2 separate regions of the Homo sapiens genome follow, and region 1 is linked to region 2. A link is an interaction called in ENCODE POLR2A ChIA-PET data of the cell type or tissue named here. Cell type or tissue: Panc1. All regions are shown on one strand. Links, peaks and the distances in the headings refer to the core of each region. The heading gives the core; the rest is flanking DNA.

What was found. Peaks named below come from ENCODE experiments on the same cell type or tissue, not always from the same donor. Only the 100,000 strongest peaks of a DNase experiment are listed, where the experiment ranks them.
Region 1: POLR2A ChIA-PET joins it to region 2 with 13 read pairs; 5 of 35 experiments call an interaction of 5 or more read pairs at or near these places.

Annotation. Positions count from the first base shown.
Region 1 is chr15:90,244,878-90,259,994 of GRCh38, reverse strand. TTLL13 (tubulin tyrosine ligase like 13) reads right to left here and starts at 10,439. Exons shown (of 15, transcript NM_001396017.1): 1 at 10,187-10,439; 2 at 9,108-9,375; 3 at 8,401-8,441; 4 at 6,628-6,746; 5 at 4,110-4,240; 6 at 3,698-3,854; 7 at 2,714-2,857; 8 at 2,273-2,358; 9 at 1,726-1,957; 10 at 1,068-1,252. The coding sequence starts at 9,364. It overlaps GDPGP1 (GDP-D-glucose phosphorylase 1), which reads right to left. Exons shown (of 4, transcript NM_001013657.3): 4 at 14,184-15,117. It also overlaps a transcript of CIB1 not described here. RefSeq lists enhancers at 157-386, 407-456. In Panc1, for the core only: no CTCF peak of the experiment used is centred there; no DNase peak of the experiment used is centred there; H3K4me3 peaks cover 1,208 bases; H3K27ac peaks cover 903 bases.
Region 2 is chr15:90,130,092-90,145,208 of GRCh38, reverse strand. It overlaps IDH2-DT (IDH2 divergent transcript), which reads right to left. Exons shown (of 3, transcript NR_149130.1): 3 at 11,637-11,812. Among named protein-coding and RNA genes, the nearest start is that of IDH2, 35 kb to the right of the region's middle. RefSeq lists enhancers at 1,134-1,668, 3,218-3,512. In Panc1, for the core only: no CTCF peak of the experiment used is centred there; no DNase peak of the experiment used is centred there; H3K27ac peaks cover 1,483 bases.

The DNA.
Region 1 (15,117 bases), core at 3,636-11,635, 110 kb before region 2:
CTCTCGTGGGGAATCAAACACACACTGCCCCTGCATATTGGAATGTAAGTGGGAAGAGCAATGTGATCATAGTGATAACTATACATGTACTGAAATTCATTTGTATGTATCATTAACAAATTACAATTTTAGTATCGGTGACCAGTTACCATGTTTGTAACTCATTTTACAAAGAAAACAACAATGGGTGACCAACACGGATGTAAACGATTCTCTATTATTGAATGACTAAACTGTTTTCTGTGTTTCTTTATGACAAAGTTTCTCAGGAACTGGTTTCTAAAGGAGATTTGTTAGAAAAACAAACCAGCTAATCAAACCACAGAAAGTTCCTTATGTGCTAACATGAGAATGGCTCTAAAATACGTTGCTAACCAGGGTGCAGACAGTGTGAAAGTTATGCCTCTGTCTGAGTAGGCAGGGAGAAAAATATTTTGTATAAATACATATATATTAAATGCGTACTATATACATATGATAGTAGGAATGTTGATTGGCTCCAGAGAGGAAAACTGAGTACCTGGAGGAGAAGGGGAGGAGAAAGACTACCCTCTGTATTTTTAAAATTTTGAACTTATCTATGATATATGACTTTTTTTTTTTTTGAAACAGGGTCTCACTCTGTTGCCCAGGCTGGAGTGCAGTGGTGCAAACATGGCTCACTGCAGGCTTGACCTCCTGGGCTCAAGTAACCATCCCACCTCAGCCTCCTGAGTAGCTGGGAATACAGGCATGTCACCATGCCCAGCTAATTTTTTATTTTTTAATTATTATTCCTTTGTTTCTTTTTTGTGTTTTAGGGACAGAGTCTCACATGTTGCCCAGTCTGGTGTTGAACTCTAGGGCTCAAGCAATCCTCCTGCCTCAGCCTCCCAAAGTGCTGGGATTACAGATATGAGCCACCAAGCCTGGTCCTGTGATTTTTTTAATGCAAATATGAACATATTATCTATGCAAAAAGTTGTTTTTGATAGCAAATCAGCCCCAGGCCACATTCTTCATCTAAAGGAGGACTTTTACTCTCAGGAATAATGAAGAACTAAACACATGCCAGACACCTAGCACACCTAGATTCTCGTGGCTGTCGGTAGCACTGGAAAAGCCGTTCCTTGACTCGCCGCTTATCCTCCTCCATCACCTTCCTTTTGTCACAGCCCCGGAGGTTGACAAGGGTCATAGCATCACAGAGAAGTGCATCCTTTACTTCTTGATCAAGGCATGAGTCCGTGGTAAAGCTTGGAGAGTGGTTTACCTGCCAGGAGGAGTCATTATACACCCCTTTCCCAGACCACCTGAGCAGGTGGTGGCCTCTTGCAGGCATTAACTAGAGGGTCTAAGATATTCCTCTCCCATGGCCTCAGCCGGGGAGGCTGGATGCTCTGGCTTCCAAGGCCACAAAACTCTGCCATAGAGATCTCCAATTCACAGACCAGTGAGAGCAAATCAGCTGGCCTGCCTCTCTAGATAGTGTGTCCCTAAAGACTTACATTAGGGCACTGGGGATCCCAAACCTGCATTCCTACGGTAGAGGCCAAAAACCACCAAGATTTGACTCAGCAGGTCAAAAGGGTAGAGATCTTATGCCTTCTGCTCATTCCTGCCCACCCCAGGGCTTTCACATCTCCCATTCTGTGTTCCACCACCTGAGTGTACCCCTGTCCCAGGTGTCCTATTCAAGGAGGCCTCTGGACCTTGGTTTTGCAAAGCCTAGGAGATAATCCTCACCTCTAGCAGCCAGGGCTTCAACTTGTGGTCCAGCAAGATGTCAAAACCAAGGATTTCAAAACAGGCACATGTACCTCCATTCAGATACTGGGGAAAACAGGTTCGGTAGTTGTGGCGTAGAACAGAATGGGCTGAGATGATGGTTTTGATGATGATGTCCTCGATGTCCCCCCACAGCTCTCCAGGGTTGTAGCTGTGCTCTTGCAGCCAGATGTTGAGTGTCGACAGCTTCCTGCGAGGCCCAGTGCTCAGAGGAAGGCCAGTTTCTAGGCCACTGGGCCAGGCTGTAGGCAGGAGGCTCCCTCACACTAACGCTAATTGCATGCCCGGGCTTTGAAGGGCTGCTAGCAGTTTGGAGCAGGGACTAGTTATCAGGGTGAGGTTTGGGGCTGCACTTAGAGCTCCAAAGTGCAGGCACAGGACAGGGTCTATAAAGGCTGAGTTTCCCTGGGCAATTAGCCTCCCAAGAGCCAGCTTGGTTTCATGGGCTACTGGGACTGTGGGGCTAAGGGGCAGAGGAAGCAGGAGAAAACAGAGTAGGGAGTACCTCTTACTGCCCACAGCGCCATCCCGGACAAAATTCTCATTGTGTTTGTTGATAGCATAGTTGGTCAGGTGCATGCAGACATTGTCCTGTGGAAAGAGTGGCCCTGTGGTCTCAGACTGTCTGCATGCGGCCGTCCTCTCCAGCCCTTCATTACCTTGTTGCTCCCCACCCCTCCCGAGGATCTCTCGTCTCCTGTCTCTCTCCACCAGAGGACTGCTATTCTAGATGATCCTGGGGAAGAGTGTGTGCTGGGCTCCTCCGGGTGCTGACCTTTTCTCCTTCACCACCTACCAAACACTTGCCTCCCAGCTAGATGCTGCAGCTCTTGCTGGCTTCATTCCTTGTTCTTTGGTGACAGTGACAAACCTCTCTACCATGTTTCTCTAGAGAACCTCAGCACTTTTGGCAGTGGAAAAGAAGAGTGCTTCCCAGTCCCCTTACCAGGTTGTTATGGCTGGGCTCCATATAGGGCGTGGTGGCAAAACGGGCTAGGCCCTCCTCATATGTGAAGATCCGGAGAGGGTCACAGGATGTGATCAGGACGTAGACTCGCATATCAAACTTGAAGCCATCAATGAGGAGGGGCTGGGAGCATGCAAACCCATGAGGGAATAATAACACTTTTGAAGTGCCTACTATGTGCTGTTCTAAGTGCTTCACACACATAGCTAATTGAATTTCCACAATAACCATGTAAAATAGTTACTGTTATTACTCCCACTTAATAAATGAGGAGAGGCCAGGCATGGTGGCTCATGCCTGTAATCCCAGCGCTTTGAGAGGCTGAGGAGGGTGGATCACGAGTTCAGGAGTTCAAGACCAGCCTGGCCAAGATGGTGAAACCCCGTCTCTACTAAAAATACAAAAGTTAACTGGGCGTGGTGGCAGGTGCCTGTGATCCCAGCTACTCAGGAGGCTGAGGCAGAGAATTGCTTGAACCCGGGAGGCGGAGGTTGCAGGGAGCTGAGATCGTGCCGCTGCACTCCAGCCTGGGCAACACAGAGAGACTCCATCGAAAGAAAGAGAGAGAGAGGTAGAGAGAAAGAAGGAAGAAAGGAAGGGAAGGAAAGGGAGAAAGAAAGAAGGAAGGAAGGAAGGAAGGAAGGAAGGAAGGAAAGAAAGAAAGAAAGAAAGAAAGAAAGAAAGAAAGAAAGAAAGAAAGAAAGAAAGAAAGAAAAAGGAAGGAGACAGAGGCACAGAGAGAGGGTAAGAAACTTGCCCAAGGTCACATATCTGGGAAGTGGAAACTGAGATTCAACCCCAGGCAGGCTGGTTCTGAACCATGGCTGGATACTGCCTCCAGGAAAACGGGGCTAGTGGGAAGGGTAGAAGCCTAAGACCAGCTTCCTCCCTGGCTTTTGGGAGAGATGAGGCAGCCCAGTGCTGGGGACTAGGGAAGGCTGATGGTCCTGAGGCATCCTTCACCTTGGAGATGTATTGCTGGCAGATCATATGCTCTCCTGGCTTGATCTCCCGGGGATTTCGGGTAATGAAGATGCCACGTCCCTGACAGCCACTGTCTGGCTTGCAGATATATGTGCGGGCTTTTCGCTGACGACCGTAGGACTGGAAGTCCCCATAGCTATGTGCAGAGAGGGCCTGGTCAAAAGGTTTCTGTGCATCAAGGCTTTCCCGGGGCCGCATGGAGCTCTTCCTGCTATCTAGTCCATGCTCTTCCTGGAGCACTCAGTCTCAGACCCTCTTTTCTTTGACCAGCTGAAACTTTCTCATTCCACTTCCATCCCTCTGAGACATTCCTAGGTCACAAGACCAGAGCTCTGAGAGCGACCCTTTTCCTCCCCCTGGTATCTCAGCATGGGAAGCCAGACCCACTCACTCTGCGGGGAGGCACCAGGTGCGGGGGAAGATGTTGTACTCAGAGGGATAGAGTTTGTACATGCGGTTGAGGTTCCGAGCCAGCAGATCTTTGCGGCAGATTTCTGTCATGCCAGGGAAGTGGTTGATTTTCTGAAACACAGCCAGTTAGTATGAGCCCCCAGAGTAAGTGGCATTTCCTAGCACCTGGGCATCCCAGGAAGCAGTGGAGGAGGATTGGGAAGGTTAAGGGAGAAGTCACAGTGGAGGTAAGCACTGCACCAAGGACCCCAAGGGCAAACATAGGAAGGTTCCTTAAGGCAGGTGAGAAAACCCTCTGTGACTCCTACCCAACACACACATCCACACTGAGCTCAGCAAATGAGGGGCAGTGAGAAGGAATGTAACTAGCCAAGACTGTGGCTTCCACAGTCCACCTTCTAACACCCCTCAGACCACCAGGCCTAGTCCTCTAACAATAACTAATGCATGATAGCACAAAGCAGACAATGAGACGAAAGCATTCCCCAAAAGACACAAAAGATAAAAGGAAACTAAGAACCAGCCCCAAGGAATGTGATGCCATGGCACCCACTGAGGGCATGGCATCACCCTGGTGCCTGCCAGAAACCCCTGGCTGCTCTGTCCTGCTGGATGGGTGGCAGCATCCGGGATGCCACCAAGTAAAGAACAAATAATGAGATAGGATGTACCCACCAGACACTTCCTTCAGGTAATTCCAGAGACCCAGGAGGAGAATCTTTCCGTTGGAAAAGAATACCCTGGGGATGGTCTTTCCTGTCTGCACAGGGGGACAGCCACAAAGAGTATGCTAAGTGCTCTCCACTGGGTTTCCCCATCACTGGCCGCACTCACTGTATGAACTTAGTATTTCTGACCCTCCATGTCCTAACCAAGGGATATCTGCTGCTCAGGGCTGTTCTTGAGGATTTAATGGGGTAATACTATAAAAGCACTTAACACGGAGTCTGTTGTACAGTAAGCCCTCAGTAAATGCTGCTGATTATTGTTATCCTTATCCTTTTTTTTTCCCCCTTCCCTGAGACAGGGTCTCCCTCTGTCGCCCAGGCTGGAGTGCAGTGGTGTGATCTCAGCTCACTGCGGCCTCTGCCTCCCAGGCTCAAGAGATCCTCCTGCCTCAGCCTCCCAAGTGGCTGGGACTAAAGCATGCACCACTACGCCTGGCTAATATTTTTTTATTTTTGTATTTTTGGTAGAGATGGGGTTTTGCCTGTTGCCCAGGCTGGTCTCAAAGTCCTGAGTTCAAGCAATCTGCCCACCTTGGCTTCCCAAAGGGATTTCAGGCACGAGAGCCACCGTCCACCGTGCCCAGCCTGCATTCCTCATTTTACAAATGCCCCTCCTTTGGAGCGTCCTTTTTTTTTTTTTTTTTTTAGATGGAGTCTCACTCTGTCACCCAGGCTGGAGTGCAATGACACAATCTTGGCTCACTGCAACCTCCGCCTCCTGGGTTCAAGTGATTCTCCTGCCTCAGCCTCCTAAATAGCTGGGATTACAAGTGTGCGCCACCATGCCTGGTTAATTTTTGTATTTTTAGTAGAGATGGGGTTTTACCCTGTTGGTCAGGCTGGTCTTGAACTCCTGACCTCATGATCCGCCCGCCTCGGCCTCCCAAAGAGTTGGGATTACAGGCGTGAGCCACTGTGCCCAGCCTTTTTTTTTTAAAAAAAAAAAAAACAGGGTCTCACTCTGTCACACAGGCTGGAGTGTAGTGGCATGATCTCTGCTCACTGCAACCTCCACCTCCTGGGTTCAAGTGAACTCCTGACCTGAATTGATCCACCTGCCTTGGCCTCCCAAAGTGGTGGGATTACAGGTGTGAGCCACCACACCCAACCTCCTCTGGAGCTTCTTGAGAACTTCTAGCACTTGCTTTCTCTCTTGGGCACCTCTCCCAAGACTAGTTGTGGGACAGGTTTTAATTTCCTCAACTTCCTGCCTGGCTTCCCCAAAGAATAAGCCTGCAGACTCTTTTAAATTATTTTATTGCTGATCACCACAAACGCCCAATTAGAGGATAATAAAAATGTCACAAGGCAGTTCTATTCTTGTGGACCCCGGTGGATCATTCCTGAATTTCTTGCCACCAGGCAGGACCCCGCAGTCTCCTAATGGATGTGGAATGCTAAACTAAGTTGCTTAGAAGGCTGGATCATTCAACTGGCCCTGCTGTTAGCTCTGAAGCTGCCTCCCAGTATTCTCCCTAAGATGTGCTCACCCACCCTGGAGAGGGCCAGCTACACACAGATGCCACCAAGCAAAGTGCAAATCATGAGATAGGATGTGCCCACCAGAAACTTCCTTTGGGTAATTCCAGAAACCCACAATCTCCAAGAGGAGATCTTTCCATTGGAAAAGAAGACCCTGGGGGTGGTCTTTCTTGTCTGCACAAGGGGACAGCCACAAAGAGTAGCAGTCTTGGGTGCCTGGGCAAGGAGGTGGGAATAGTCATTCTGGGGCCCTAGCCCCTGTCGGCTCTCAGGTCAGGAGATGGGTACCTGAAACCTCTTCATGTCCATGACTCGTTCCAGTGAGACAGCGCAGTCTGTCCAGTACAGAGTCCACTCTTCATCCTCCCCCACCTCCTTCAGGCCACACATTTGGGCTGCCCGACGCACTGCAGAGACAGGGAGATCAGTAGTGCCAGCATGGACACCAGCAACAAGCCCTGGAACTGTGTAGCTGGGTCAGGTAAGGTATACACCTGACCCGAGGGCAGGTTGAAGAGGGAGGTAGTTCTTGCCTCAGCCCTGTACTTTAGTTACCACATGACAATTTCAAGTTCTTAGGGGCTGTCAGGGCCCTTCCAAAATACCTAGCAGAGAAAACTAGAACCTGGTTTTTTGTTTGTTTGTTTGTTTGTTTTTTAGAGACGGAGTTTCGCCCTTGTGCTGGAGTGCAGTGGCACGGTCTTGGCTCACTGCAACCTCCGCCTCCCAGGTTCAAGAGATTCTCGTGCCTCAGCGTCCCCAATAGCTGGGACTACAGGCGCCCACCACCACACCTGGGTAATTTTTGTATTTTTAGTAGAGACGGGGTTTTACCATGTTGGCCAGTCTGGTCTCGAACTCCTGACCTCAGGAGATTCGCCTGCCTTGGCCTCCCAAAGTGTTGGGATTACAGGCATGAGCCACCGTGCCCAGCTGCTCCTGTCAGTCTTATCTCTCAATCAGGGATGTTTATGGCTTGGAGAGCTGCCTATAGGTGGGGTCACACTGGCACTTCACACTCCATACTTGTGTGGTTCCTTATAAAGATGCCAGAGGGAATATTAGGGGAAGGACCTAGCTGGAGATTGTTTTTTTTCTTAATCGTTGAAGTCCCTTCAAATCTTCCTTGAAAAAACTGTTTTAAGCTTGTCTCATCTCTGGTAAAATCTGGGAAGGGTCTGGCATGGTGGCTCCTGCCTGTTATCCTAGGCCTTTGAGAAGCTGAAGTGGGAGGATCACTTGAGCCCAGGAGTTCAAGACCAGCCTGGGCAACATAGCAAGACTCTGTCTCTACAAAACATTTAAGAATTAGCTGGGCAGGCTGGGCATGGTGGCTCATGCCTGTAATCCCAGCACTTTGGGAGGCTGAGGTGGGTGGATCACCTGAGGTCAGGAGTTCAAGACCAGCCTGGCCAACATGGAGAAACTCTGTCTACTAAAAGTACAAAATTAGCCAGATGTGGTGGCACATGCCTGTAATCCCAGCTATTTGGGAGGCTGAGGCAGGAGAATCGCTTGAACCTGGGTGGTGGAGGTTGCAGTGAGTCGAGATCACGCCATTGCATTCCAGCCTGGGCAACAAGAGCAAAACTCGGTCTCAAAAAAAAAAAAAGAATTAGGTGAGCATAGTGGTGCAGGCCTGTAGTCCCAGCTACTGGGAAGCTCAGATAGGAAGACGGCTTGAGCTCGGGAGTTCAAGGCTGCATTAAGCTATGATTGCAATACTGCACTCCAGCCTGGATGACAAAGCGAGACTCTGTCTCAAAAATAAATAAATAAAATCTGGGAAGGGTGGGGCAGTAGTGGCTCTTGGACTTTTTTTTTTTTTTTTCTTGTTTACTGTGAGGATACCCTCCCTAACACTGAGACTACCTGGAATGGCAATGTCTCAGCTTCCAGTGTCTGAGGCAGAGGACACCTAGGAAGCTCAGTACAGGTTAGAGGCAAGCCCGCCAGGCCCCAGGGGCTGGAAGCCTGATCGGGGGTCCATTCCAGAGGAAGAACAGCAGCTGTAGGCACCATGTTATGCACCACAGTGTGAGCGACGGGCTGGGTGCTTACCACTCTCATACTTGCAGTTGGTCAGGTTGATGGCCAGTGATCTGGAATGGAGGAATAGCATAAATCAGGAAGAGTGGGAGGGAAGGACAGGTACTCAGATGAAAAGACATCCAACAAATTCACAACACAATTCCTTTTCTCTAGAAGCCACTTAAAAGACAGACCAGGATGGGCTGGGCGCGGTGGCTCATGCCTGTAATCCCAGCACTTTGGGAGGCCGAGGCGGGTGGATCACAAGGTCAGGAGATAGAGACCATCCTGGCTAACACAATGAAACCCTGTCTCTACTAAAAATACAAAAAAAAAAAAAAAAATTTGCCATGCGTGGTGGCAGGTGCCTGTAGTCCCAGCTACTCGGGAGGCTGAGGCAGGAGAATGGCCTGAACCCGGGAGGCGGAGCTTGCCGTGAGCCGAGATCACGCCACTGTACTCCAGCCTGGGCGACAGAGCGAGACTCTGTCTCAAAAAAAAAAAAAAAAAGACAGACCAGGATGACATAAACAGGCTGGGATTCCAAAATGAGCCAGCCTAAATGGTTCTGAATTTTGTTTCTGTTGTATCAAAGGGTTAATGACACTCCAGCATTTCCTGTCCTCTTTTGTAGGCTAAAGGGAAGATCTGAGATCCCAGCTCCTCCAGATGTTGAAGGGAGGCCAATGGGTGACTCCCTGGAGCTGGGCAGTTGAGGGGATCTAGGGAATAGTTACCTGCGTTTCCGCCTTCTCTTCCTCCTCCCAGCTTCTAAGTCGCCTGTGTCAACTGGGGCTATGACTTTCTTCGGAATTTTTGTGGCCATAATGGGTGAGGGAACCCCATTTTTTAATGCCTTATAGTCAGCTTTTAAGAGAGCCTGCTGTGAAGAGTTAGAGGGGTTGGTAACTCCCTCTTTAACACACTTCTCAGATTCCTTTTCCTCAACATAGTCTTCCTCTGATTCCATGGTCCTACAGGTACTCGGCTCCATTCTCTCAGATTCTGAGGGGTTGCGGGGTGGGAATGAAGTGTATATCAGACCTCAGACCTCCCTCAGGCCCTAGAAGGCCTGAAGGAATCCACCAGAACGACCTTCATGCTGTTATAAGGGAAAGTTGCTGCCCCTTCAGGACAAAACTGTTTCACTGAGGAATGGGATGTGTCCAGGTAGGTGGAGGTGCATGGGGGTGGAAGACACCAGTGAGATGTGGATTCCCTGATGACAAGCCCCAATCATCCAGGTTCACACTGGATCATACAACGCACAGGGGTGCCTTCAGGAGTTGGACACAGATGGTATGGGCCATGACCATGGCTCTTTTGTTCCTAATTGGGAAAGAGGATGGCTGTGAGTGCTGGGGGGACCTTCGCTTTAAAATACAGCTGAATCGGCCCAGCACGTTGGGAGGCTGAGGCGGGCAGATCACTTGAGGTCTGGAGTTGGAGAGCAGCCTGGCTAGCACGGTGAAATCCCGTCTCTCCTAAAAATACAAAAATTAGCTGGGTGTGCTGGTGCGTTGCCTGTAATCCCAGCTACTCGGGAGGCTGAGGGAGGAGAATCACTTGAACCTGGGAGGTGGAGGTTGCAGTGAGCCGAGATCACACCACTGCACTCCAGCCTGGGCGACAGAGCAAGAGTCTGTCTCTAAATAAATAAATAAATAAATAAATAAAATAAAATACAGCTGAAGACCAAAAGCCCCCTACGCTGGCCCTTTCCCTCTCCCAGGACTCATTTTCTGCACGTGTACACACTAGGGACAGGCACCCGATGGCTAAGACCCTTTGGGCTGTGACGGTGGAGACTGCCCACCCGTGGTTACGAGGAGAGCTGAGGGGCTGCTGGGTCCGCCCCTAGCCGCCTGGGGATGGACTCAGCTGGCCGCTCATGTCCCCTCTTCCCCCGGCTCCAGGTCTCCCTGGGCGTTTCTGGGCGTCCGGAACCGCCTCCTCGTTTCACAGGACTGGCTGTCCCCACGATCGCGAGGGGGAAGCTGCTCCCCCGCAGGGGTTCACTCCTAGCTCCCGGTGGCCGTGGCTGCGGCTGCCGGGGCAGCGCTTCCTCTAGCAAGCCCGTGGCCGCCGCCGTTGCCATGGACACGAGGGCAGTTCCCATTGGAGAAGCGTCCTGGGGGCGGGGCTTTCCCGCAGCCACACCCACTTGGGCGCGGGCCGAGGCTACCTTGGGTGGGGGAGACAGCGTTTGCCCTTTGGAGCTGGCCGGCCTCGACGCCAGATTCTTCCGGTGTATCATGGGACTTGCAGCCCTCCCGCTTCGAAGCCAGTTCTCGCCGCACTCCCATCTTTCCCTAAACCCCGGGCCAAGGAATTTGGCCAAGCATATAATGAGGACAAATAGCTGTTTGCCTCTCCTCAATTCTCCCTTTTTTTTTTTTTTTTTTTTTTTGAGACGGGGTCTTGCTGTGTCGCCCAGGCTGGAGTGCAGTGGAATGCACCATCATAGCTCACTGCAGCCTGGACCTCCTGGGCTCAAGCAATCCTCCTGCCTCAGCCTCCCCAGTAGCTGTGACTACAGGAGCGTGCCACCACGCCGGGCTCAATTCTTTAGTAACTCTAAGTTTAGCTAGCAAAGCCTATGCATTCAAGAGTGACAGCCATGGTAAGGCCACGTGCCTTTCAAGGCTTTGCCTCTGGTGGACTGAGACAGCTCCATTAAGGAATAACCAAACCGCCTTATCACAGTGCTCCTTCACTGTCACCTTCTCTTCCTGACATCCACCCACTTTGATTTCTGCTCACCACCTCCACCCAACTCAGCTCAACTTGTCACCCTAAAATTATACTGTGTGGCTAAATCTAGAGAACACTTAAAATGTTTCCATCCTTTTAAAAAGACATGGACTTTTTTTTTTTTTTTTTTTTTTTTTTTTTTTTTTTTTTTTGAGACAGGGTCTTGCTTTGTAGCCCAGGCTGGATTGCAGTGGTGTGATCGCAGCTCACTGCAACTTTACTTAGCTTCCCAGGCTCAAGCAATCCTCCCACTTCAGCGTCCCAAGTAGCTGGGGCTACAGGTGCGCACCACCATGCCTGGCTAATTTTTGTATTTTTTGTAGAGATGGGGTTTTGCTGTGTTGGCCAGGCTGATCTTGAACTCCTGACCTCAAGTGACCTGCCCACCTTGGCTTCCCAAAGTGGTGGGATTACAGGCATGAACCACTGAACTCGGCCTAAAAAAGGCATGGACATTCTCTAATTCATAGACTGTTTTTGTTGTTGTTAATTGTCTATAAAGATAAGCTATTTCTTTGCCCACATATTCATGTTTCATAGTTCAGGAACATAGGTTAGTGATAAACTTCTATGTAATGCAACCCAAAGAAACTGTTTATACCAAAATCACTTTGCACTTTGAAAGATACCAGCCTTCCTCATCTCCTCAAAATCTTTCATAGAATCAGCAAGGCTAGGTGGCAGGCCCTGTAGTCCCAGCTACTAGGAAGACTGAGGTGTGAGGATCTCTTGAGCATGGGAGTTAAGAGGATGCCGTGAGCTATGATTATGCCACTGCACTTCAGCTTGGGTGACAGAGTGAGAACTCGTATTTAAAAAAACAAATATCTGGCCGGGTGTGATGGCTCACGCCTGTAATCCCAGCACTTTGGGAGGCCAAGGTGGGCGGATCACCAGGTCACGAGATCAAGACCATCCTGGCTAACACGGTGAAACCCCCTCTCTACTAAAAATAAAAAAATAAAAAAATAAAAATTAGCTGGGCATGGTGGCGGGCGCCTGTAGTCCCAGCTACTTGGAAGGCTGAGGCAGGAGAATGGTGTGAATCCGGAGCTTGCAGTGAACGGAGATCGCGCCACTGCACTCCAGCCTGGGCGACAGAGGGAGTCTCTGTCTCAAAAAAAAAAAGCAAACAAAAAAATCTTTGATGGAATTATAATTTCTCTAGAAATCTGCATATGCCTTCTTTCCCGGTTCAGCCACAGCAAATGTATAGAGTGCTACAACCCTCTATACAGGGATACAGCAATGTGAAACCAGAGGTCATGCATCTGAGGTTTCATCAAAACACTGGAAGCCATGGTAGTTATTGTCCTTGATAGGTATGTCAACCTCAACACCAATGTCCTTCCTGGCTGATGGAGAAATGGGCTGCCCGATTCACAGACTTCTTGATCTTTCCTCAGCATATGATACTCTCATATGAAACTCTCCTCCTGGCTAGGAGTGGCAGCCTACATCGCTAATCCCAGCACCTTGGGAAGCTGAGGCAGGAGGATTACTGGAGGCCAGGAGTTTGAGACCAGGCTGGGCAATACAGCGAGACTCTCTCTCTTAAAAAAAAAAAAAAAAGAAAAAAGAAAAGAAAAGAAAAAAAAGGCCAGTGTGGTGACTCATGGCTGTAATCCCAGCACTTTGGGAGGCTGAGGCAGGTGGATCACGAGGTCAGGAGTTCGAGACCAGCCTGGCCAATATGGTGAAACCCTGTCTCTACTAAAAATACAAAAATTAGCTGGGCATGGTGGCGCACGCCTGTAGTCTCAGCTATTCAGGAGGCCTAGGCAGGAGAATTGCTTGAATCCAGGACGCAGAGGTTGCAGTGAGCCAAGATCGTGCCACTGCACTCCAGCCTGGATGACACAGTGAGACTCCGTCTCAAAAGAAAAAAAAAAAAGGAAAGAAAGAAATGGTCCTCCTGGAAATGTTCTGCAGTCCCTTGACTTCCAGGACACTCATTGCATCAACAAACAATTTAGTGTTCTAGGGACTATTCTAGGACCTCGACCACCATTTCTTGCCTGAATTGCCACAATTCAGCAATTTTTTTTTTTTTTTTTTTTTTTTTTTTTTTTTTTTTTTTTTTGAGACAGAGTCTCACTCTGTTGCCCAGGCTGGAGTGCAATGGCTCAATCTCGGGTCACTGCACCCTCTGCCTCCCGGGTTCAAGTGATTCTCCTGCGTCAGCCTCCTGAGTAGCTGGGATTACAGGCATCTGCCACCACACGGGGCTAATTTTTGTATTTTCAGAGAGATGGGGTTTCACCATGTTGGTCAGGCTGGTCTCAAACTCTTGACCTCAGGTGATCCACCTGCTTGGGTCTCCCAAAGTGCTGCTGGGATTACAGGCGTGAGCCACTACACCTGGCCTCAGCAGTCTGTTAACTGGATTCCCTGATTCTATTCTTCACTCCATCCATCCTCCCCATTACAGCGTAAGTATTCTTCCTCAAATGCAAAGCTGTTACTCAAATGCAAAGCTGTTACCCCACATTAAGTATTCTTCAAGGTTTCCCATTAGATCAAGTCTAAACCCTCTTAGTACATGAGGCCCTGCATGAAGAGTTCTGATTATCGTTTTTTGTTTTGTATTTTTTTTTTGAGATGGAGTCTCGCTCTGTCACCCAGGCTGGAGTGCAATGGCACGATCTTGGCTCACTGCAACCTCTGCCTCCTGGGTTGAAGCGATTCTTCCGCCTCAGCCTCCTGAGTAGCTAGGATTACAGGCGCATGCCACCATGCCCGGTTAATTTTTGTATTTTTGTAGAGACTGGGTTTCACCATGTTGGTTAGGCTGGTCTTGAATTCCTGACCTCCGGTGATCTGCCCGCCTCGGCCTCCCAAAGTGCTGGGATTACAGGAGTGTGCCACCGTGCCCGGCCTCTGCATGAAGAGTTAAGCAAAAACGTGGGGAGGTCCTGGGCTGGGTCAGCACTTCCTACCATACTCAAAGCCCAGGGCTCGGAGTACAAAGGGCCCCTACGTGTTTCCTACTCAGTAGAAAAAGCTGCAGTCCAAATGCTCTTCTTGAAGATTCACAAAGCATATAAATAGCTGAGAAATACCACCAGAAAGAAAACCCATTTTACTTTCCCCTTTTTATATGGAGAAACATATTTGAGTCAGGGAAGGCTTTCCTCTAAACATCAGTCCTACGGAGAAACTGGGAAAATCCTGATATTTGGCTTATCACTTTGAACGCAAAATCCACTTTGCTGTAATGGTCATCCGAACTCCCTTCAGAGAGCAAGCAAGCAAAATTAAGTGTGATACTGGAGCTTATGCATGCAAAAGCTTGCAAAAAGTATTAAGGAAAAATTACTGCAGTTTACCAAAAATATGAGGGTGGTCAACATTTTCTGATAGAATGGTAAACTGTTTTTTTCTTTTTTTTTTTTTTTGAGACAAAGTCTCTCTCTGCCGCCCAGGCTGGAGTGCAGTGGCGCGATCTCGGCTCACTGCCACCTCCGCCTCCCAGGTCCAAGCGATTCTCCTGCCTCAGCCTCCTGAGTAGCTGGGACTATAGATGTGCACCCACACCCAGCTAATTTTTGTGTTTTTAGTAGAGACGGGGTTTCACCATGTTGGCCAGGCTGGTCTTGAACTCCTGACCTTGTGATCTGCCTGCTTCAGCCTCCCAAAGTGCTGGGATTACAGGCGTGAGCCACCGCACCTGGCCTAAACTGTTTTTCTTATAAAATGGGCTATGGACACATATTCTGCTTTATCACAGGGAGACTTTGTAACATCATTTGGGATGTAAAACCTCTAATGAAAACTGGAAACTAAGGCTTTATACAGGCCTAGGTATAGGGAGCCAACGACCTGAAGGCCTAAGCCAGGGCTAGGACCCACAGTTTGGGAGGCAGAGAAATCAAAACCCCTCCTGGGTGAGCCCACTCAGACAGCAGCCAGAACCCACCTGTGTGAGCCCCCTTTCACCCTTACGCTGTGAACAGGGACTCTCATTCCTTCAGGATGTTTGATGAAGGAGTG
Region 2 (15,117 bases), core at 2,698-10,697:
ACACAGGAGGAATCAAACGGCTTTACAGAGAACGTTAACCGGAACTTGGGGGCGAGGGACCCCAAAAGAGAAGAAGAAATGGAAAGATGGTCATAGAAATGAAGGGTGAAGGAGGGAGGAGGGAGGGAGAAAACAAAATGGCAAGGGCAGAGCCTGGGAGGTATGTGTCCACTGAGAATTTCACAGTGGCGGGGAGACCAAAGGGCTTTTTTTTTTTTTTTGAGACTCTTGTTGCCCAGGCTGGAGTGCAATGGCGTGATCTCAGCTCACTGCAACCTCCGCCTCTGGGTTCAAGTGATTCTCCTACCTCAGCCTCCCGAGTAGCTCGGATTACGGGCATGTGCTGCCACACCCAGCTAATTTTGTATTTTTAGTAAGATGGAGTTTCTCGATGTTGGTCATGTTGGTCTTGAACTCCCAACCTCAGGTGATCCGCCCGCCTCAGCCTCCCAAAGTGTTGGGATCACAGGAGTGAGCCACTGCACCCAGCCTCGAAGGACTTTTTTTTTTTCTTTTCTTTTTTTTTTTTTGGTGATGGAGTCTTGCTCTGTGGCCCAGGCTGGAGTACAGTGGTGCGATCTCAGCTCACTACAGCTTCTGCCTCCCAGGTTCAAGCAATTCTCCTGCCTCAGCCTCCTGAGTAGCTGGGACTACGGGCGCATGCCACCACCCCCGGCTAATTCTTTAATTTTTAGTAAAGACGGGGTTTCACCATGTTGGCCAGGCTGGTCTCGAACTCTTGTCCTTGTGATCTGCCTGTCTTGGCCTCCCAAAGTGTTGGGATTACAGGCATGAGCCACCATGCCAGACCTCAAAGGACTTTTAAGAACAGGATCTGTACTATTCTTTTTGAAATGGTTTGTTTTCCTACTAAGTACACCCCAGTACACCCCTCTATTGCCCAAGCCTTCAGTAAAAGCTGTAGCTCATGTGACAAGAAAGCATAGAAAGGCCGGGCACGGTGGCTCACACCTGTAATCCCAGCACTTTCACTTTGGGAGGCTGAGGCGGGTGGGTCACCTGAGGTCAGGAGTTTGAGACCAGCCTGGCCAACATGGTGAAACCGCATCTCCATTAAAAATACGAAAAAGCCGGGCGTTGTGGCTCACGCCTGTAATCCCAGCACTTTGGGAGGCCAAGGTGGGTGGATCACGAGGTCAAAAGTTCAAGACCAGCCTGATCAACATGGTGAAACCCCATCTCTACCAGAAATACAAAAATTAGCCGGGTGTGGTGGCGGGTGTCTGTAGTCCCAGCTACTCGGGAGGCTGAGACAGGAGAATCGCTTGAACCTGGGAGGCAGAGGTTACAGTGAGCTGAGATCACGTCACTGCACTCCAGTCTGGGTGACAGAAAAAGACTGTCTCATTAAAAAAAAAAAAGAAAGAAAGAAAAGAAAGAAAAAAGAAAGCATAGAAAGAGGGCTTTTTTTTTTTTTTTTTCTAGGATGGGCACAGAGCAGAGGGACATCACCGGGAAGTGAGAGGCAGGGACTCAGGAGGTCAACACTGCAGGACTGGGGCCAGGGGCACTGGAAAGCCCTCTAGAATCCTGGAAGCAGTGAGGAGAATGTCCGGGGCCCGACTGCCATGGGCTAGGAGTAGGAGGAGACTCGATTTAGAGCTCGAAGGCTAGGGCCACCCAAGCTGTGCAACTGGGCCCAGCCTGGGCAGCTGTCATGCTCGGGCACTTTGTCCCTATCCAGCCTTACCTCATGGCCAGACCAGCATAAAAAACAGGCCTGCGGGGAGGGCCTGGCGGGACTGAGTCTTGTCAAGGAGTAATCTGGGGCTGCACACAGCTGGCCCTGGCTGTGGTGTGATAAAGGACTCGCCCCAGCCAGGGGCTCAGCCCACTGCCCCTCCCCAGGTAGACACTGCCACCTTCTGGCTGTTCGTCAACTGGCTGCCGGCCCCCGCCTCCTCCACACCTCCTTCAAGACAGGCTTTCTCCTCACCAAGAAACAGAATTGTGGAGGTTTCCTTTACCTGCTTACAATCCTGTCTTCCCGGGCTCCCATAAGGTCACTTGAATTAGAGTCTGGGTGATCCCAACCTTTAAAAACAACTTTACAAAACAATCTTTTGAGAGTACCTCTAAAGTGTTCTCGTTTTTTTTAAAAAAATGGGTAACAACGGTAACTATGGGAGGTGATGAGTGTGTCAATCAGCTTGATTGTCATAATCATCTCACGTGTCCATATACCAAGTCATCACGTTGTATGCTTTTAATATGTATACTTTTATTTGTCAATTGTATTTCAACAAAGCAGAAAAAAACCACTCTAGTCTTTTGGTCTCCTCCCACTGATGGCTTCCCACAACTGTCGCTGCCTCATTTTTCAGTTGATTGGGGGCAGGGCCCCACGGTGTGGTGTCACCGTCACTGGTATAAAGGCATTTGAGGCTACAGACACTGTTCCTGGTCGTTCCTCCTTGGTTTTTGTTGTTTTGTTTGCTGGTTGGTGGGGTGTTTTTCTTTTTGTCTTTTTTTTTTTTTTTGAGACGGAGCCTTGCTCTGTCACCCAGGCTGCAGTGCAATGGTGTGATCTCAGCTCACTGCAACCTCTGCCTCCCTAGTTCAAGAGATTCTCCTGCCTCAGTCTCCCAAGTAGCTGGGATTACAGGCACCCACCACCACACCCGGCTAATTTTTGTATTTTTAGTAGAGACTGAGTTTCACCATGTTGGCCAGACTGGTCTAGAACTCTTGACCTTGTGATCTGCCCACCTCAGCCTCCCAAAGTGCCGGGATTACAGGTGTGAGCCGCGGCGCCCAGCCGGTGGGGTGTTTTTTGCTGGGATTCCCCGGGCCTCTCCACTACTGTGCTCTGCGCCGGCGGGTTTGCCGGGATCCCCGTAACCAGCTTCTTGAGTTTATCAAGGTGTTTGTCTCCCTCCACAGCAACAGTTTGTTAATTTTCTCTCTCTCCTTACCTGAATATGGGGAAATGCTTTCCTGCCTTTCCTCCTGAGAATCACTCTATCCTGGCCAAAAACCCTTTGTTTTGGTCTCTCCAAGTCAGTGCTGAAACCCAAGCTTTCTCCACCAAAGGGAGTCCCAGCTCTTCACCTCCCAAATCTTCCCGTTCCCAAGTCCCAAACAGGGAAGAGAGCTCGGGCAACTGTGGAGATTGGAGTCTTGCCTTAGACTCCAAGGACCAGGCCCTTGTCCAGGGAAGCCCTTGGTCCTGTGGAATCTGCAGGGGTGGGGGTGGGGAGACTGCTGGAGAGACCTCTGGGTGACACGTTCCCCCCGACACAATGGAAACTCACATGGTCCAGCTGTCCATCCTCCACGGGCTCCACTCCCCACCCGTCCCTGGCTTGCAGATCCTCTTAACACGGCATGTTTCCTTCCCTCCCCTCCACAGAGTTGGCTGACTCATTAGGCACTTCCCACAGTCCAGTTCCTTCATCCCCCTGCCGCTCCTGCCACAAGCTTGCTGCTGGAGTCTGGAGGACCTCAAATATTTCCAAGGACGTCAGACTTTGGGAGGCTGAGGACTTCACGGCCCGAGGGGAGAGCAAGCCGTCCGGCCGCTGAGACCCACTCAGAGCACGAACAGGGCAGGTGCTCAGAGGGCTCGCCCTCCCATCCACCCCAAACTGGCTGTTGGACATTCTAGTGTTGACCGAGAGAAAGAAGCTGAGGCAAAATCAATATACAGGGTTAATTTGGGCCAAGAGTGAGGACAGCCATTGGGGACACACTTCAAGTTGCCTTGGGGTACGCTGTGTGTTCGGCTTTTGTTACAAGCAGGCCTTTAAAGGCAAAAGGGGACAAGGAGTGGGTGATTCAACAATGTTCTTATTAGTTTGCAGGAATAACATTGGCTTGTGATTGGCTATGCATTGTTGAGCTATGGGGTATGAGTTATAGTGTCTGGAATATGGCATTTTATGGCTATGTGGTGGTGTCAGTTAGTCTAGAGCCCATATAGCAAGTGGCTTCAAGAGGTAATTATTTAGCTTGGTGGTCGGGGGCGGGTGAGATGTGACTGCTGTCATATGCTGTTGCATTTCTTTTTTGAGACAGAGTCTTACTCTGTTGCCCAGGCTGGAGTGCAGTGGTGCAATCTTGGCTCAAGCAATTCTCCTGCCTCAGCCTCCTGAGTAGTTGGGATTACAGGCGTGTGCACCAGTACGCCCAGCTAATTTTTTTTTTTTTTTTGAGACAGAGTCTCGCTCTCTCGCTCTGTCACCCAGGCTGGAGTGCAGTGGTACGATCTCGGCTCACTGCAACCTCTGCCTCCGGGGTTCAAGTGATTCTCCTGCCTCAGCCTCCCGAGTAGCTGGGATTACAGGTACACCATGCACAGCTAATTTTTTGTATTTTTAGTAGAGACAGGGTTTCACCATGTTGGCCAGGCTGGTCTCGAACTTCTGACCTTGTGATCTGCCCACCTGGGCCTCCCAAAGTGCTGGGATTACAGGTGTGAGCCACTGCGCCCAACCTGCTGTTGCATTTCAAAGATTCTCTGGGCCTGATAACGAAAGGGGGACTTGCATCCTTTTTTTTTTTTTTTTTTTTTTTTGAGATGGAGTCTCGTTCTGTCACCCAGGCTGGAGGGCAATGGTGTGATCTCGGCTCACTGCAACCTCTGCCTCCCGGGTCAAAGCCATTCTCTTGCCTCAGCCTCCCAAGTAGCTGGGATTACAGGCACCCGCCACCACGCCCAGCTAATTTTTTGTATTTTTAGTAGAGACAGGGTTTCATTATGTTGGCCAGGCTGGTCTTGAACTCCTGACCTTGTGATCCACCCACCTTGGCCTCCCAAAGTGCTGGTATTACAGGCGTGAGCCACTGCGCCTGGCCTGGGACTTGCATTCTTCAGATAAAGTTTTTTATTGTTGTTGTTTGTTTTTGAGATGGGATCTCTGTTGCTCATGCTGGAGTGCAGTGGCACGATCTCGACTTACTGCAGCCTTGAACTCCTGGGCTCAAGTGATCCTCCTACCTCAGTCTCCTGAGTAGCTAGGACTACAGGTGTGCACCATGCCAGTATATTTTTTATTTATTGTAGAGATGGGGTATTGTTATGTTGCCTAGGCAGGTCTCGAACCCCTAGGCTCAAGTGATTCTCCTGCCTCAGCCTCCGAAAGTTTTGGGACTACAGGCGTGAGTCACCACACCTAGCCAACACAACACTTCTAATGCCAAACGTTTGGGCTTTTTTTCTCCATACAACTAGTAATTCTGCAGCAGACACCAGTTGGGATTCCCATAATTCAATTCAATTCTGACATGATCTACCTGGAGATACAGGGGGTGAGCTCTGGAAGGGTCCTGAGCACAGGAGTGTTGGGAATAGGCCTCCAAAATCTGGCCATAAACTGGCCCCAAAACTGGCCATAAACAAAGTCTCTGCAGCACTGTGACATGTTCGTGATGGCCACGACGCCCACACTGAAGGTTGTGGGTTTACCGGAATGAGAGCAAGGAACACCTGGCCCACCCAGGGCGGAAAACCGCTTAAAGGCGTACCTAAACCACAAACAGCAGCATGAGTGATCTGTGCCTTAAGGACATGTTCCTGCTGCAGATAACTAGCCAGAGCCCATCCCTTTGTTTCCGCCCATCTCTTTGTTTCCCATAAGGAATAGTTTTAGGTAATCTATAATCTACAGAAATAATGCTTATCACTGGCTTGCTGTCAATAAATCGTGGGTAGATTTCTGTTCAGCGTTCTCAGCTCCGAAGGCTGTGAGGCCCCTGATTTCCCACTCTGCACTCTATATTTCTGTGTGTGTGTGTCTTTAATTCCTCTAACGCCGCTGGGTTAGGATCTCCCCGACCGAGCTGGTCTCAGCACAGGAGCTTCCATCTCTGTGGAGTTGGGGTGAACCACCCTCCCAGCAGATGGAAGTCTTCTTGTTCACCTACCTGGAAGCTCTCTGAACACTGTCCTTTTGCGTTTTGTGGGTGATTCCTGGTCATGATTGATTACATCATTGGCCATAACAAATATGCTTTTCTTTTTTTTGAGACAGGGTCTTGCCCTGTCACTCAAGCTGGAGTACAGTGGTGCGATCTCTGCTCACTGCAACCTCCACCTCCCAGGGTCAAGCGATTCTTGTGCTTCAGCCTCTTGAGTAGCTGGTGTGCGCCACTACACCCGGCTAATTTTTTGTATATTTAGTGGAGACATGGTTTTGCCATGTTGCCCAGGCTGGTCTGGAACTCCTGAGCTGAGGCAATCCTCCTGCCTCAGCCTCCCAAAGTGCTAGGATTATAGGTGTGAGCCACAGCGCCCGGCCATCCTGTTTTATTTTCTTCTTGCATGTATCCTTTTCTGAAGCTTGAGCTCCAGGGCCCCTTCACTTGCATAGGCCCTTTCCAAGGGTCAGTACCTAATTCGCATTACTTTCTTAAAAAGGACTCCCTTATCCTGCCAATCCAACTAAAAGCTTCAGACTCCATAAGATCTAAATCCATTTGTACCTAGAGCAGAGGACCAGGCTGCAATTAGTACATCCTGTGTCTGCCTCTGGCAGAAAGACAAACTCAGCATTCCTCCTGCCAGGCCACTTCTACAGGTCATTGCTCTCCCCACCTCTTCAGGCCTGAGTGCCAAGAGGCAGCCTGGCCCAAGAGTCTTCGTAACTGCCCTGCTAACAGTGCCCTGGATTGGCGGGGAGGGGGTGTCAAAACTCCAAGAGCTGCCGTGTGTACTTCTCTCTTCTGGATACCTTCCACCATGACTCTGCCAAACAGACATAAACCTTCTCAACCAGCAACCACCCCACTCTAAACTACTCAGAAAAGAGGTTGAAAAACCAATAAGACTTCTGCAGAATCTCTTTCCTTTCCAATCTGCAAAGCTAACCCTTACCTCTATCCCCTACCCCACCTCTTACCAGCCTGGGAAAATACAGTTGGCCCTCTGTATCTGTGGGTGCTGTATCTGTCATGCGTGTCCGTGTGAAGAGAGTCCACCAACAGGCTTTGTGTGAGCAACAAGGCGTTTATTTCACCTGCGTGCAGGCGGGCTGAGTCCGAAAAAGGAGTCAGCAAAGGATGGTGGGATTATCATTAGTTCTTGTAGGTTTGGGATAGGTGTACAAAGTACCTTCTTAAGGGCGGGGGAGAATATTACAAAGTACCTTCTTAAGGGCGGGGGAGAACATATCATATCAGTTGGGGTGGGGCAGGAACAAATCACAATGGTGGAATGTCATCAGTTAAGCTATTTTCACTTCCTTTGTGGATCTTCAGTTGCTTCAGGCCATCTGGATGTATATGTGGAGGGCACAGGGGATATGATGGCTTCGCTTGGGCTCAGAGGCCTGACATTCCTGTCTTCTTATATTAATAAGAAAAACAAAACAAAATAGTGGTGAAGTGTTGGGGCGGCGAAAATTTTTGGGGGTGGTATGGAGAGATAATGGAAGATGTTTCTCAGGGCTGCTTCGAGCGGGATTAGGGGCAGCATGGGAATCCAGAATGGGAGAGATTAAACTGAAGAAAGATTTTGGGGTAAGGGGTGATGTTGTGGGGTTGTTAGAAGGAGCATTTGTCGTATAGAATGATTGGTGATGGCCTGGAAGCGGTTTTTTATGAATTGAGAAACTAAACAGAAGACACAAGGTCCGAATAAGAGGAAGAGAAAAACAGGTATTAAAGGACTAAGAATTGGGAGGACCCAGGACATCCAATTAGAGAGTGCCCAAGGGGGTTCAGCATAATTATTTGCTTGGTTGGCGAGTTTTTGGGCTCTATCCTTGAGTTTTTTTATGTTGTATACCAGGCCAGATTGATTTAGGTAAAACAAAAACAAAAAAAACACTTTATTTAAAAATATATGGAGTCTTTTTTTAATTTTTTTTTTAGCAGTGAGTAAGTCGAGGCCTCCACAATTTTGGAGGAAAGAGAAATGCAAAGCCAGAAATTGTTTGTTAAAGAAGGGTTAGAAATGGCTAGGAGAGAGTGAGTGAGATTGATAGTGTGGTGGAGATAGCTGGGGAGAGGTAGAGGGTGGCATAAGAACGGGAACGAGAATAAGAGTGAGTATAAAAGTAAAGAATAGGACTTCATCAGGGTGAAAGTACTGGAGTGCACCCTGTCAGCAAAGATGATCTATCCACTTTGAGAGAGACTTAATGGTGCCGGTTTGAGGTAAAACCAGGAGATATCAGTTATGATGGTTTGGAGGAAAAGTGTAAACTGGCAGTGTAAACAAGGGCAGGGTATTTACAAGTAGTTGAAAATAATGAATATGAGTATGACTAGACAGAAGATAGCAGGGATGACAAGTTTTTGGGGTGCAGTTCAAGTTGGGATGGTGTCTGGAATGAGACTGGGCTCTAATAAAAAGGACTGTCCATACAGGAGCTTAAATGGGCTTTACTAGCACCCTGAGGACAGGCTTTAATTCTGAGAAGGGTGAGAGGTAAAAGTACTGTCCAGTCCTTTTGAAGCTGGAGGCTGAGCTTGGTGAGGTATGTCTTTAAAAGACTATTAGTCCGTTTTACCTTTCCTGAAGATTGAGGACGGTAAGGGGTATGAAGATTTTACTACTGAATACCAAGAGCCTGAGAAACTGCTTGGTGATTTAACTAATAAAGGCCGGTCCGGTATCGGACTGTATAGTGATGGGAAGGCCAAACCGAGGAATTATGTCTGACAGAAGGGAAGAAATGACTGTGGTGGCCTTCTCAGACCCTGTGGGAAAGGCCTCTACCCATCCGGTGAAAGCGTCTACCCAGACCAAGAGGTATTTTAGTTTCCTGACTCGGGGCATGTGAGCAAAGTCAATTTGCCAGTCCTAGGTGGGGGCAAATCCCTGAGCTTGACGTGTAGGGAAGGGGAGGGGGCCTGAACGATCCCTGAGGAGTAGGAGAATAGCAGATGGAACACTGAGAAGTGATTTCCTTGAGGATAGATTTAACCGGACACCATTAGCAGGGAGAGCATGTGTGTTTTCATGAAGAATTATGCCGAGATAGGTAATGGATGAGGAAGGAATTTGGGCTTGACTGAAGTAATGGGGGCTGTCCGTGAAGCCTTGAGGCAGTACAGCCCAGGAAACTTGCTGAGCCTGATGAGTGTCAGGGACAGTCCAAGTGAAAGCGAAGAGAGGCTGGGATGGGACGCAAAGGAATAGTAAAGAAAGCACGTTTGAGATCCAGAACAGAATAATGGCTTGTGGAGGGGTTGTGGAGGGAGGCATTGAGGAGGAGAGTATATGAGTTCGTCACCACGGGGTGGATAGGCAAAACAATTTGGTTGATAAGGCACAGATCCTGAACTAACTTGTAAGACTTGTCTGATTTTTGGACAGGTAAAATAGGGGAATTGTAAGGAGAGTTTATAGGCTTTAAAAGGCCATGCTGTAACAGGTGAGTGATAACAGGCTTTAATCCTTTTAAAGCGTGCTGTGGGATGGGATATTGGCATTGAGCAAGGTAGGGTGATTAGGTTTTAATGGGATGGTAAGGGGTGCATGATCGGTCGCCGAGGAGGGAGTAGAGGTGTCCTATACCTGTGGATTAAGGTGGGGAGGTACAAGGGGAGGATGTGAAGGAGGCTTTGAACTGGGGAAAAGGGCGGCAATGAGGTGTGGCTGTAGCCCAGGAATAGTCAGGGAAGCAGATAATTTAAAGTGTCTTGGCCTAATAAGGAACTGGGCAGGTGGGGATAACAAAAGGAGTGCATAAAAGAATGTTGTCCAAGTTGGCACCAGAGTGGGGGAATTTTAAGGGATTTTGAAGCCTGGCCGTCAATACCCACAACAGTTATGGAGGCAAGGGAAACAGGCCCTTGAAAAGAAGGCAATGTGGAGTGTGTAGCCTCCATATTGACTAAGAAGGGGACTGACTTACCCTCCACTTTAAGAGTTACCCAAAGCGTCTGTGATGGTCCAGGAGGCTTCTGAGGTGATTGAGCAGTGTCAGTCTTCAGCTGCGAAGCCAAGAAGATCTGGGAAGGCGTCAGTCAGAGAGCCTTAGGCCAGAGCTTTAGGGGCTCTAAGAGTGGCTGCCGGGCAAGCTGGGTGGTTTGATTTCCAGTGGATCCCTGCACAGATTGGACACAGCTTGGGAGGAATCCTGGGCTGCTGGCATTCCTTGGCCCGGTGGCCAGATTTCTGGCACTTGAAGCAAGGTCCTGATGGAGGAGGTCCTGTAGGAAGGCTTGACCGCTGCAGCTTAGGCATCTACGGCTTAGGCATTTTGAAGTTCTTGTGTGCTGGAGATGTGGCTGGGGTTTCTCTCACAGTGGAGGCAAGGAATTGCAACTCAGAAATATTTTGCTACTTGGCTGCCTCTACTCTATTATTGCATACCTTGAAGGTGAGGTTAATTAAGTCCTGTTGTGGGGTTTGAGGGCCGGAATCTAATTTTTGGAGCTTTATCTAACGTCGGGAGCGGATTGGGTAATAAAATGCATATTGAGAATAAGACGGCTTCCTGGCCCTTCAGGGTCTAGGGCTGTAAAGCGTCTCAGGGTTGCTGCCAAAGGAGCCATGAACTGGGCTGGGTTTTTATATTTGAGGAAAAAGAGCCTAAACGCTAACTGATTTGGGAGAGGTCAGATAAAGAAAAAGGAGCATTAACCTTGACTATGCCTTTAGCTCCAGCCACCTCTTTAAGAGGAAATTGTTGGGCAGGTCGGGGAGGGCTAGTTGCAGAACAAAACTGTAAGCTGGACTGGGTGTGAGGAGGGTAGGTGACAGAAGGATTATAGGATGGGGGAGCGGAGGCTGAGGAAGAATTGGAGCCTGATTCAGCCTGGCAGGGAAAGACCTGAGGAGGAGCAGTTTGGGGAGGAGGGGAGAGGTCAGATGGGTCAGTAGAAAAGGAAGATTGAAAAGACTCAGTGACACTTGGGGTTGGGACTGAGGGGACAGGTGGGAGGGAAAGAAGGAGGATTTGGGATGAGTAGCATTGGAAACAGAGACTAGGGAGGGACCGATGTGTAAAAGAATGCCTGGACATCAGGCATCTCAGACCATTTGCCCATTTTATGACAAGAATTATCTAGATCTTGTAGGATGGAAAAATCGAAAGTGCCATTTTCTGGCTATTTGGAACCACTGTCGAGTTTGTGTTGGGGTTAAGCGGCATTGCAGAAGAAAATAAGGGGTTTAGGTTTTAGGTCAGGTGTGAGTTGAAGAGGTTTTAAGTTCTTGCCAGGCTAAGGGAGAAGAAGGAGGAATGGAGGGTAGAAGGTTGCCCATAGTGAAGGAGGCAAGCCCAGAGAAAAGAGAGAGTGGAGACATGGAGAGAAGGGGTGGGGGGTGTTGCCCCCCAGGAAAGTGGTGCTTGCCACTAAGGGTGAACGATCAAGGCAGGCTTCCCAGCGGTGATCAGACACCTCTGAAACATGGGTGAATAATCAAGCAGGCATTCCCACAGTGATTAAACACCAAGGGAAGACTGTCTTCCCGAGGCCATGACTGGTGCTGGAGTTTTGGGTTCACGGATAGAATGTGTCTCCTCTGTCTCTACCAGAAAAGGAAAGGAACTGAAATTAAGAGAAGGGAGAGATTGAAGGATGGTGCCAAGACTGAATGGAGAAAGAGGTTGAGGGATAGTGAGAGAGGTTGGAGAAGAGAGTAAAAAGAGGCCGCTTACCCGATTTAAAATTGGTGAGATGTTCCTTGGGCTGGTTGGTCCGAAGACCCAAGGTCGTGGTGGATCTTTCTCCTGGAGCAAAGAGCAGGAGGACAGGGGATTGATCTCCCAAGGAAGGGCCCCCAATCCAAGTCACAGCACAAAATGTCACGCGCATCAATGTGAAGAGAGTCCACCAACAGGCTTTGTGTGAGCAATAAAGCTGTTTATTTCACCTCAGTGCAGGTGGGCTGAGTCTGAAAAAAGAGTTAGCAAAGGGTGGTGGGATTATCATTAGTTCTTATAGGGATAGGCATACAAAGTACATTCTTAAGAGCAGGGGAGAATATTACAAAGTACCTTCTTTTTTTTTTTTTTTTTTTTTTTTTTTGAGACAGAGTCTTGCTCTGTCGCCCAGGCTGGAGTGCAGTAACGTGATCTCGGCTCACTGCCACCTCGGCCCCCCAGGTTCACGCCATTCTCCTGCCTCAGCCTTCTGAGTAGCTGGGATTACAGGCGCCCGCCACCACGCCCGGCTAATTTTTTGTATTTTTAGTAGAGACGGGGTTTCACCATGTTAGCCAGGATGGTCTCGATCTCCTGACCTTGGGATCTGCCTGCCTTGGCCTCCCAAAGTGCTGGGATTACAGGCTTGAGCCACCACGCCTGGCCACAAATTACCTTCTTAAGGGCAGGGGAGAATATATTGTATCAGTTAGGGTGTGGCAGGAACAAATCACAATGGTGGAATGTCATCAGTTAAGGCTATTTTCACTTCTTTTGTGGATCTTCAGTTGCTTCAGGCCATCTGGATGTATACGTGCAGGTCACACGGGATATGATGGCTTCGCTTGGGCTCAGAGGCCTGACAGTATCTGTGGGTGCTGTATCTGTGGATTCTACATCCATGGACTCAACCAAGCACAGAAAAATCATATTTGAAGGGTCATGCACGGTGGCTCACACCTGTAATGTCAGCACTTTGGGAAGCTGAGGCAGGAGGATCGCTTAAGGCCCAGAGTTTGAGACCAGCTTGGGCAACATAGCAAGACCCCATCTGGGCAACACAGCAAGACCCCATCTCTACCAAAAAAAAAAAAAAAAAGCCAGGCATGGTGGTGCATTCCTGTAGTCTCAACAACTTGGGAGGCTGAGGTAAGAGAATCATTGGAACTCAGGAGTTCAAGGCTGCAGTGAACTATTGTTGGTGCCACTGCACTCCAGGCTGGGTGACAGAGTGAGACTCTGTCTCCAGAAAAAAAAAAATTGGAAAAAATTGAAAAAATCATTGTGCCGTACTGAACACGTACCCTTTTCCTTGTCATTCTCTCCCAAACAATACAGCATAAAAACTATTTACATAGCATTTAGATTGTATTACATATTATGTGTAAAATCTAGAGATTTAAAGTATATGGGAGGATGTGGGTAAGTTATATGCAAATACTATGCCATTTTATATCAGGGACTTGAGCATGCATGGATTTTGGCACCCAAGGAAGGTCCTGGAACCAATCCCCCACAGATACTGAGGGCTGACTGCACAATGTTTAGCACACAAGCTTTAACTCTCCCACTGCCTGGCCCTTGGCAGGCCTGACTAGTTGATCGCAGAACTCTTTCCAGGTGAGCTCCTATGCAACCACTACTGATAGATCAGAACGGAAGCCTATTTCCCTCCTAATGAAACTCAGATCTAAATTATTGAACAGGCAAATCTTTTTCAAGGGAAAAGGACCAATGCTTGCAATAAATTCCATCTATGTTGACTACAGGGAGGTCAATTCTAAGAATGTATTTTCTTTTTTTGTTTTTTGAGACAGAGTCTTGCATTGTCACCCGGGCTGGAGTGCAATGGCATGATCTCGGCTCACTGAAACCTCCGCCTCCCGGGTTCAAGCCATTCTCCTGTCTCAGCCTCCCATGTAGCAGGGATTACAGGTGCCCACCAGCATGCCCAGCTAATTTTTATATTTTTAGTAGAGACGGGGTTTCACTATGTTGGCCAGGCTGGTCTTAAACTCCTGACCTCGTGATCCGCCTGCTTCTGCCTCCCAAAGTGCTGGGATTACAGGCGTGAGCCACCGTGCCCCGCCTCTAAGAGTGTATTTTCTATTTGATCAAATAAGAGGAAGCCTCAGGGGATCTTGTGGTACATCCTGTGACAAAATGGGATAATCACTGACCTGGAACTGGGAGTCCTGCTCTGTTCTGGGCAAAATGACTAACTTCCTTATTTTGTATGGGGGGTTACTATGCATGTTAAGTGATCTTAAGAAAGTGAGTGGATTAGTGAGGGTTCTCTAGAGGGACAGAACTAACAGGATAGATGTATGTATGAAACAGTTTTTTTTTAAATTATTTTTTATTTTTCTCAGACTGAGTCTCACTCTGTCACCCAGGCTGGAGTGCAATGGCGCAATCTCAGCTCACTGCAACCTCCACCTCCTGGGTTCAAGTGATTCTCCCACCTTGGCCTTCCAAGTAGCTGGGATTACAGGCACCCACCATCATGCCCGACTAATTTCTGTATTTCTGTAGAGACAGGGTTTCACCATGTTGGCCAGGCTGGTCTTGAACCTCTGACCTCAGGTGATCTGCCTGCCTCGCCTTCCCAAAGTGCTGGGATTACAGGCATGAGCCACCGTGCGCGGCCGAAAGGGAGTTTATTAGGGAGAATTGACTCACACCATCACTAGGTGAAGTCCCATGATAGGCTGGCTGCAAGCTGAGGAGCAAAGAAGCCAGTAGAGGCTCAGTCCCCAGAACTGCAAAAGTAGGGAAGCTGACAGCGCAGCCTTCAGTCTGTGGCCAAAGGCTGGGGAGCCCCTGGCAAACCACTATGTTGTCCAAGAGTCGAAAGGCTGAAGTGCTGGGATGACAGGTGTGAGCCACTGCGCCCAGCCTTTATTCATTTATTTATTTATTTATTTATTTTAGAGGCAGGGTCTCACTATGTTGTCCAGGCTGGAGTGTGGTGGCTATTCATAGGCAGGATCCCACTGCTGATCGGCACAGGAGTTTTGACCTGCTTCATTTCTGACCTGGGTCGGTTCACCCCTCTTTAAGCAACCTGCTGGTCCCCCGCTCCTGGGAGGTCACCATATTAATGCTGAACATAGTGTGGACACCCGGTTGGCACAGTGCACTACAGCCCAGAACTCCTGGGCTCAAGCCATCCTCCTGCTTGAGCCTCCTGTGTAGTTAGGACTACAGGTGTGCGCCATTGTGCCCAGCCTCGTGGAGTTTTAAATGGGGGGCCATGGTGAGCGGTTCCCAGAACCTGGAGGGAGAGTGTCTTTCTCTGGTGGCAAAAGCAGTAAAAAAGGAGACAATGGACAAGGTTATGGGCTGCAGACCGAACCCATAATCAGCATCTGCCAAGTCTAGTCTCAGCTGCTGGGGCCCTGACACCTGCAGAGATGGTCCCACTGCACCTGTACAGATGGTCTCCAACTTCCAATGCTTCCATTCTGGATTTTTCAACTTTGTGATTGGTTTATTAGGATGTAGCCCCAACCTAAGTCAAAGAACTCCTTATGACTTACGATGGGGTTATGGT